2 separate regions of the Homo sapiens genome follow, and region 2 is linked to region 1. Evidence: chromatin contacts called from ENCODE Hi-C or POLR2A ChIA-PET data. All regions are on one chromosome and are shown on one strand. The core of a region is the stretch at or near the end of the contact, and the rest is flanking DNA. Distances in the headings are between cores, read along the strand shown. Region 1 holds the start of H4C11 (H4 clustered histone 11). Region 2 holds the start of OR2B2 (olfactory receptor family 2 subfamily B member 2).

Region 1 (4,674 bases), core at 1,289-3,788:
AAAGGTGGGGAAAAGATTGAGAAATCGGATGGTTGCCGTGTCTGTGTAGAAGGAGGTAGACATGGGAGACTTTTCATTTTGTTCTGTACTAAGAGAAGTTCTTCTGCCTTGGGATCCTGTTGATCTGTGACCTTACCCCCAACCCTGTGCTCTCTGAAACATGTGCTGTGTCAAACTCAGGGTTAAATGGATTAAGGGCGGTGCAAGATGTGCTTTGTTAAACAGATGCTTGAAGGCAGCATGCTCCTTAAGCGTCATCACCACTCCCTAATCTCAAGTACCCAGGGACACAAACACTGCAGAAGGCCACAGGGACCTCTGCCTAGGAAAGCCAGGTATTGTCCAAGGTTTCTCCCCATGTGATAGTCTGAAATATGGCCTCTTGGGAAGGGAAAGACCTGACCGTCCCCCAGCCCGACACCTGTAAAGGGTCTGTGCTGAGGAGGATTAGTATAAGAGGAAGGCATGCCTCTTGCAGTTGAGACAAGAGCAAGGCAACTGTCTCCTGTCCGTCCCTGGGCAATGGAATGTCTCGGTATAAAACCCGATTGTACGTTCCATCTACTGAGATGGGGAAAAACCGCCTATCTCACCTATCACCGCCTATCACCACTCCCCAATCTCAAGTACCCAGGGACACAAACGCTGCGGAAGGCCGCAGGGTCCTCTGCCTAGGAAAACCAGAGACCTTTGTTCACTTGTTTATCTGCTGACCTTCCCTCCACTATTGTCCTATGACCCTGCCAAATCCCCCTCTGTGAGAAACACCCAAGAATGATCAATAAAATAAATAAATAAATAAATAAATAATTGTTTTTCATGTAAAATACAATTTTTTTCCCTTAACAAAAATTCAAATTAAAAAAAAAGTATGATTACAATTCCTTTGTGGTAATTACTTGGACTACAGAGTTTTGTACTTTTGCTTCAACTGAATCAATGCGACTATTATTGTCCTTCCAGATCTTTTGATGTCACCAATGACACATCCATCATTTTCATCATCATAACAATAAGTGACTGAACCTCACCAAAAAGAAAACAAAAAATAGCTTTTACTCACTAGATTCCATTTATGAATTTAAACTCAAATCAAGTGTCCAATGCCAGATGAATGGATAAGGAAAATGGGGCATATATACAATGAAATACTACTCAGCCTTAAAATAAATCTTGTCATTTCTTATAGATGAAACTGGAGACCATTATGCAAAGTAAAACAAACTAGGCACAGAAAAACAAAAACTGCGTGATCTCACTTACATGAGGAATCTAAAAATGTTGAACTGAGTAAAATTGTCATTGCCAGAGAACAAGGATGGAGGTAACAATGGGACTCGGGAGGTATAAATACTGGAGATCTACTTTAAAGCATGGTGATAATAGTTAATGTACTTGATACTGGAAAATTGCTGATAGGCCTTAAATGTTCTCACCACAGAAAGTGAGGTGGATGTTAAGCTCGATGTAATCATTACACAATGAATATATGTCAGATCAGATTGTACATGTAAGTTGTCATACCTTAATGAGGGTGGAGGAAAGTAAAAAATTATCTTAAAATTCTTTAAGAGGTCGCACTTTGAGAGGCCAAGGCGGGCGGATCGCGAGGTCAGGAGATCGAGACCATCCTGGCCAACATAGTGAAACCCCATCTCTACTAATACAAAAATTAGCTGGGTGTAGTGGCGCAAAACTGTAATCCCAGCTACTCGGCAGGCTGAGGCAGGAGAATCGCTTGAACCCAGGAGGCGGAAGTTGCAGTGAGCCGAGATCGCGCCGCTGCACTCCAACTCGCAGACAAAGACGAAACAAAAAAAACCCACAAATACTTGTGGATTTGGAGGCTTTTCAAAAACGATTTCCGATTACCACTGTCAAGCTCACTACGGGGGTTACATAAACGTTTCTGGTACTGCACATTCTGTGTACGAGTATTTTCTCCATTACGTAAACAAGCTTACGAATTTTGAGCAAGTTTAGACATTACATCTCGTAATTAGTCCTGCCTACAGTGACCCCGGGTGAATGGCCACACGTGTGCCGCTGTGTTCAAAAAACTGTTCCCCCCAGAACTGACTCAGAACCAAGCAAAATTCCGTACCTACCAAAACCACTCCTCAGTGTTACCACTCTTCAGCTGAGAAAGTAGGGTGGCCCTGAAAAGGGCCTTTTATTGATAGAAAGGGACGCTCAACCACCGAAACCGTAGAGGGTGCGGCCCTGGCGCTTGAGCGCGTAGACCACATCCATGGCGGTGACCGTCTTGCGCTTGGCGTGCTCTGTATAGGTCACGGCGTCCCGGATCACGTTCTCCAGGAACACCTTCAGCACCCCGCGAGTCTCCTCGTAGATGAGGCCGGAGATGCGCTTCACGCCGCCGCGGCGAGCAAGGCGCCGGATGGCCGGCTTGGTGATGCCCTGGATATTGTCGCGCAGTACTTTACGGTGGCGCTTAGCGCCGCCTTTGCCAAGACCCTTCCCGCCTTTGCCGCGGCCAGACATGACGAGCAAGAGGAGTCTCACCCAACGCTTTGTGAGGCCTCTGGCCTGAGGCAGCGCCTTTATACGACAGTTGGCGGACCGAACTGAGAACCTGAAAGAAGTCGGCGGGAAGTCCCGCCCCGGTGGGGGAGGGGAAATCTAAAGGGCCAAACCGAAATAGGGGGGAAAAAAAAGCGAGCTTCTTGTTTCCGTGTTCTGAATTTTGTAATGTGCAAAGTATTCTGTTACCACGTTATGAGGCTTTAAAAAATTGCTTTTGAACGCAGAAGATATACATCAATACTGTGGGGAATACAAAAAAGTGACCGGGCTCGGTGGCTGACGTCTGTGATCCCACCATTTTAGGAGGCCGAGATGGGAGTGTACCTGGGCGTCAGGAGTTTGAGATCTGCGTGAGCAAAATAGCGAGACCCCATCTCTACCAAGACAACAATTAAATTAAATTAAAACATTAGTCCAGCATGATAGCGCTTACACTTTAGGAGACACTCTTTTTTTTAAATATATTAAAAAAAAAAACCAGTACAGTAACAACAGCCTGTTATCCCATCTTCCCATCACACAAAGAGCTCTACTGCTAGCTAATAAGATAATTTGGTGAGCAGATAAATGCACATTTTTTCCCACAAAATGTATGCAGTATATGGCATTTTACAACTTCGCGTTGTTTTAATCAATTTCCCTTATTTAAAAAGTTTACAAAAGTGATTTTAATGTCTTTATTATTTCTTCTCCTGAATTCTGCCTGCTACAGTGTTAACCAATTCCCTAGGAATTTATTAATCAACCAGATTTTTTAAATAATTCATCTTTTCCCTGCGGATTAAGTACCACCTTTAACATTATACATACTCGGAACTATTACCAAAATTCTATTCTGTCTATAATTTAATCAAGGTGGTTTGCCAAAGGGAATCTATGTTCACGGTTAAAAGCTTAGAAAATTCACATTAGGAAAAATTTTAAAAGCAGTAATTTATATCTGCTTAATATTCCATCATAAGAATTTTCTAGGTCCACTTTCACAGTATTTCTAGTACTTAGCAATAATGTGCTAATTTTCTTTTCCTAATTTAAAGGAGAACTGTACAAAATTTACTTCCTGAGGAAAATGTAGAATTGAAGCGCTTTGTCACAAAGGATGCAGATTTTAAGGTATTTTGATAACTGTTACTACATTTTCCTCAAAAGTTTTATTCCATTCACTTTTGCCAGCAGTAACTGCTGTGTATGTTTACCAGCATTGAGTATTATGGTTTTTAAATTCTATGTTACATTCAGAATTTACTTTTAGTTTTGTTGATTGAGTCTTGAGTTAATGAACTAGTTACCCAGCAAGATTTATTGATTTGTTTATAAGTAATAAATTGTCATCTTTAATATAAGCTTGTTTAGGCCGGGCGCGCTGGCTCATGCCTGTAATCCCAGCACTTAGGGAGGCTGAGGCAGGCAGGTCACTTAAAGTCAGGACTTCGAGACCAACCTGGCCAACATGGTGAAACCCCGTCTTTACTAAAAATACAAAAATTAACTGGGCGTGGTGTCACATACCTGTAATATTAGCTACTCAGGAGGGTGAGGCAGGAGAATCTCTTGAACCTGGGAAGCGGCGCTTACATTGAGCCGAAATCACACCACAGCACTCCAGGCTAGACAACTGAGTGAGACTCCATCTCAAAAAAAAAGAAAAGAAAAGAAAAGAAAAAAACAATAAGAAACCTAAAAATTTTATTTTTTCGTGTAAAAACTGGCCACAAAGAAATTATTTGACTTACCTTGTTTGACTGTAAGTCGTAGGACCTCCGTTCCAGAGAGGGCCCTGCCCCATATACAAAAGAAATACTACACAGAGCGCCCAAGAAGAATCTAGACAGGCCTGGCTGGGTTTCCCCACTCAGTCTCTTAGCATTAGATCATACACATTATGTCCAGTCATATTTCTACATAGCTGTCCATACTTTGTTGAACCTAAGCATAAAAATGGACAATTTCCCCTGTATCTTTAGGTCTTCATTCTGAAGGCTTCTGCGTACATGTTAAATAAATGTGTATGCCTTTTCTTCTATTAATCTGCCTCTTGACAGTGATTTTCAGTGAAGCTTCAGAGTACATAGGGGAAGCTTTCCCTGTGCCCCAACAAGTTCAATCATATGGTCAATGATTCAATCA
Region 2 (4,674 bases), core at 954-3,453, 88 kb before region 1:
TAGCTGGTAGAGTTGGCATATTAGTCCCTCCAGGAAATTTATGAGACTGAATAGCCTCTACTCAAAGCATCTCAGAGTTCCTGCAGAACTGTTGTACTGTCTCTGACACAGCTGTGCATCCATGTGCCAAGCACTCTGCTAGGCAATTTACACTAAAGATCACATTTATACTCACATCATACGCTTACTATGACCCCCTCTTGTTGGAGTTGATGTTTGCGGGTTAAGAAGGAAATCAGATGTTGAGTTTTAACAGGCATAGTCATTTCCATTAGTAACCCTAGGAAATTTAAAGTTCTAAAAATCATAAGTAATTCCTTTCTGAGCACCTCAGACCTTGGATCACTATAGTTCCTTTCATCCACTCTTCTCCATTTCTAAAGGTGTAAGTCTAGGGTAGGTGTGTGCGTTAATACCTCACATCATTTATACTTCACATCAAGACAACTTAGAAAAACATTACAGTAGTCCTTCCTTATCTGTGGTTTTGCTTTGCACAATTTCAGTTACCCACAGTCAACCATGGTCTGCAAATATTAAAAGGAAAATTACAGAAGTCAACAATTCATAAGTTTTAAATACATGCCATTCTGAATAGCCTGATGAAGTCTTGTGTTGTCCCACCCAGTCATGGGAATCATCCTTCTGTTTAGAGCAGGGGTGTCCAATCTTTTGGCTTCCCTGGGCCACATTGGAAGAAGAAGAATTGTCTTGGGTCTCACATAAAATACAGCAACACTAACAATAGCTGATGAGTTTTTTTTTAATCATCAGTGAATGTCATGATGTTTTAAGAAAGTTTACAAATTTGTGTTAGGCCACGTTCAAAGCCATCCTGGGCTGCGTTCAAAGCCATCCTGGGCTGCATGCAGCCCGTGGGCCTCAGGTTGGACAAGCTTGATTTAAAGCATCCACCTGCCTGTTAGTCACTGAGTAGCCATCTCGGTTATCAGATCGTCAGAACACAGAGGGGTGAGTACACTAGAATAAGGTGTTTTGAAGAGAAAAAAAGAGAGGGACACCACATTCACATAACATGTATTACAATAAATGGGGGTCTGGAGCTGTTATACTTGCTGCATTTTATTAATTATTGTTCTTAATCTCTTACTGTGCCTAATTTATAAATTAAACGTTATAGTTGTGTATGTATTAAAAAACATAGTATATATAGGGTTTGGTACTACCCACAGTTTCAGGTTTCTATCCACTGGTGGTCTTGGAATGTATCCCCCATGGATAAAGGGGGAACCACTGTATCATCTTCATTTTACAAATGAGAATTGTGGAGATCAAAGGGTTAGAAGCATTCCAATATAATGAATGTAACTAATTAGAGAGGGTAGGGATATGAGACCAGCCTGTCACCTTCAAATATCATATTACTAAGGAATCTATACAAATTCTATGAGCTTCTAGAACGAAAAGGATATGTCTCCTTAAATTGTGTCTGATAACTTACTAGATACTGTCTACATGGCTTTTTTGAGGGAAGGGGAATAATGGGAGGTGGCTTTAACTAATGTTAACTGATTTCTACAATCAGGGAATCTCGCTGGCCTTGAAGAGAAATTAGAATGAATTCAAATGACAGGAAACTGTATCTACATCTACCTCACAGTAGATATCTAGGTAGGAAGAATGAGAAAAATACATTTACAAACAGTAAAATATCAAAGGATACATTATGTGAATTTGGAAACTGAAAATATGGCTTAAGATTTTTGAAATTAGGCTGGGCACAGTGGCTCACGCCTGTAATCCCAGCACTTTGGGAGGCTGAGGTGGGCAGATCACCTGAGGTTGGGGTTTGAGACCAACCTGACCAACGTGGAGAAACCCCATCGCTACTAAAAATACAAAATTAGTCGGGGTGGTGGCACATGCCTGTGATCCCACCTACTGGGGAGGCTGAGGCAGGAGAATTGCTTGAACCTGGGAGGCGGAGGTTGCGGTGAGCCGAGATGGCGCCATTGCACTCCAGCCTGGGCAAAAGAGTGAAACTCTGCCTCAAAAAAAAAAAAAAAAAAAAAAAAAAAGATTCTTGAAATTCGATTCAATTTGCTAATATGCTGTTACAGATATATAAACACTTTTTAAATACTTGGATGGATAAATATTTATATTTTTATCAATACTTTTTTCACATTATTAATTGGATCAGTCTGTAATTTTATGTAAATTGATAGCAAAATGATTATAGCTGACAAAATCAGGAAGTGTGTTGTTAACTTCCTGACTTCTTATATTTCAGAGAACGAAGAGTTGAACCATTTAACATGAATTGGGTAAATAAGAGTGTCCCACAGGAGTTCATTCTGTTAGTTTTCTCAGATCAACCATGGCTAGAGATTCCACCCTTTGTGATGTTTCTGTTTTCCTATATCTTGACAATCTTTGGCAATCTGACAATAATTCTTGTGTCACATGTGGATTTCAAACTCCACACCCCTATGTACTTTTTTCTTAGCAATCTCTCACTCCTGGACCTTTGCTATACCACAAGTACAGTTCCACAAATGCTGGTAAACATATGCAACACCAGGAAAGTAATCAGTTATGGTGGCTGTGTGGCCCAGCTTTTCATTTTCCTGGCCTTGGGTTCCACAGAATGTCTTCTCCTGGCCGTCATGTGCTTTGATAGGTTTGTAGCTATTTGTCGGCCTCTCCATTACTCAATTATCATGCACCAGAGGCTCTGCTTCCAGTTGGCAGCTGCATCCTGGATTAGTGGCTTTAGCAATTCAGTATTACAGTCCACCTGGACACTTAAGATGCCACTGTGTGGTCACAAAGAAGTGGATCACTTCTTCTGTGAAGTCCCTGCTCTGCTCAAGTTGTCCTGTGTTGACACAACAGCAAATGAGGCTGAACTATTCTTCATCAGTGTGCTATTCCTTCTAATACCCGTGACACTCATCCTTATATCGTATGCTTTTATTGTCCAAGCAGTGTTGAGAATCCAGTCTGCTGAAGGTCAACGAAAGGCATTTGGGACATGTGGCTCCCATCTAATTGTGGTGTCACTTTTTTATGGTACAGCTATCTCCATGTACCTGCAACCACCTTCACCCAGCTCCAAAGACCGGGGAAAGATGGTTTCTCTCTTCTGTGGAATCATTGCACCCATGCTGAATCCCCTTATATATACACTTAGGAACAAAGAGGTAAAGGAAGCCTTTAAAAGGTTGGTTGCAAAGAGTCTTCTTAATCAAGAAATAAGAAATATGCAAATGATAAGCTTTGCTAAAGACACAGTGCTTACTTACCTTACTAACTTCTCCGCAAGTTGTCCTATTTTTGTCATTACTATAGAAAACTATTGTAATCTCCCTCAAAGAAAATTTCCTTGACAAAAAGCTATATTTGTTTCTGTTGCCTAAACATTTTCATTGAACAAGCCCCCAGAATTGGCCTTCCAATGCACCAAAAACTGTAATCACAACATTTTCAAGGGTTGTCACACTTTACATCAATGTTTGTACAATTCAGTGTAAACTAGACCTTTCTGATCCAGAAATCATCTCTTCAGTAATACACACACGCACACACACATACATACATACACACACACACATAGAAACAAAGATGTAAAGGGAGCTTTTGAGAGGTTGCTTGCAAGGGTGTTAATAAAAAAAAAAGGAATTCTCAAATTATAGGCCTTTTAAAGACTTCAATTTTACATAGCTTATAATTTAATTCTCTCCAAATTGCTTTATTATTACTATTCTTAGAAAAACTATTATAGTGATCTTCAAATAAAATGTCGACAGAGAACTATATCTGTTTTCTACTGCCTAAATATATTCATTGCACAAGTCTTAAGAACTGATCTTTTATGAACTCTCAAAATAGCATAGCCTTGAAATCTTTAAGGTCTCAAACATCTTAGCACTAGTCTGTATACATCGGGAAGAGACTTAGACTTCTCTGAAACCAGAATAAAAGCCAGAAACAAAACATTTTGATACATATACACATGTCCTCATCCTTACACACACACACACACACACACACACACACACAAACTCCATGGCACAAATTATTTTTCAGACAATTGTAGATCTAACAGAAGTATCCAAAACCTTGTCTTAATTTTCTCTATAAGTTTAACAGCCCTAGCTTAAATTTTAACACTATTCGCACATCAACACAATACTAAAATCCACAACAATTCTGCACTCCCCAGTTTTACTTAGATCTTCTGTTGTTTCTGTACTTCCCACTTCTAAGTTGAAGTGTCCTATTCCATCTATCAAATAAAGTTGTAGCTACATTTTAGACTGAAATCGAATGCCTGCTTTTGACCTTTTAAAATGATTCCTCTACTGTATATATTATCTCTCTCCTTTTAACCTCGAAAGCACTTATAGGGGCCGGGCGCGGTGGCTTATGCCTGTAATCCTAGCACTTTGGGAGGCCGAGGCAGGCGGATTGCCTGAGGTTAGGAGTTCAAGACCAGCCTGGGCAACAATGGTGAAACCCTGTCTCTACTAAAATACAAAAATTAGCCAGGCATGACCGCGTGCGCCTGTAGTCCCAGCTACTTGGGAGGCTGAGGCAGGAGAATCGCTTGAACCCAGGAGGCGGAGGTTGCGGTGAGCTGAGGTCACGCCATTGCACTCCAGCCTGGGCAACAGAGCGAGACTCCATCTCAAAAAAAAAAAAAAAGAA

Evidence for each region. Hi-C counts contacts between places; a loop is a spot of excess contacts on that map. ChIA-PET counts read pairs that join two places held with the same protein, here RNA polymerase II (POLR2A). Pooled maps may share reads with other maps.
Region 2: POLR2A ChIA-PET joins it to region 1 with 12 read pairs in PC-9. The contact joins the promoter of OR2B2 here to the promoter of H4C11 in region 1. A Hi-C loop is called at or near these places in 2 of 168 maps with a recorded cell type or tissue (ascending aorta and gastrocnemius medialis) and 7 of 50 pooled maps. POLR2A ChIA-PET finds 5 or more read pairs at or near these places in 20 of 52 experiments (A549, AG04450, CD4-positive, alpha-beta T cell and 15 more).

What each region holds. Positions count from the first base shown.
Region 1 is chr6:27,821,956-27,826,629 of GRCh38, reverse strand. It overlaps H4C11 (H4 clustered histone 11), which reads right to left and starts at 2,538. Exons shown (of 1, transcript NM_021968.4): 1 at 2,150-2,538. The coding sequence starts at 2,505. The coding sequence ends at 2,194. RefSeq lists enhancers at 1-459, 460-1,101, 1,744-2,385, 2,679-2,818.
Region 2 is chr6:27,909,925-27,914,598 of GRCh38, reverse strand. It overlaps OR2B2 (olfactory receptor family 2 subfamily B member 2), which reads left to right and starts at 2,203. Exons shown (of 1, transcript NM_033057.2): 1 at 2,203-3,414. The coding sequence starts at 2,280. The coding sequence ends at 3,353.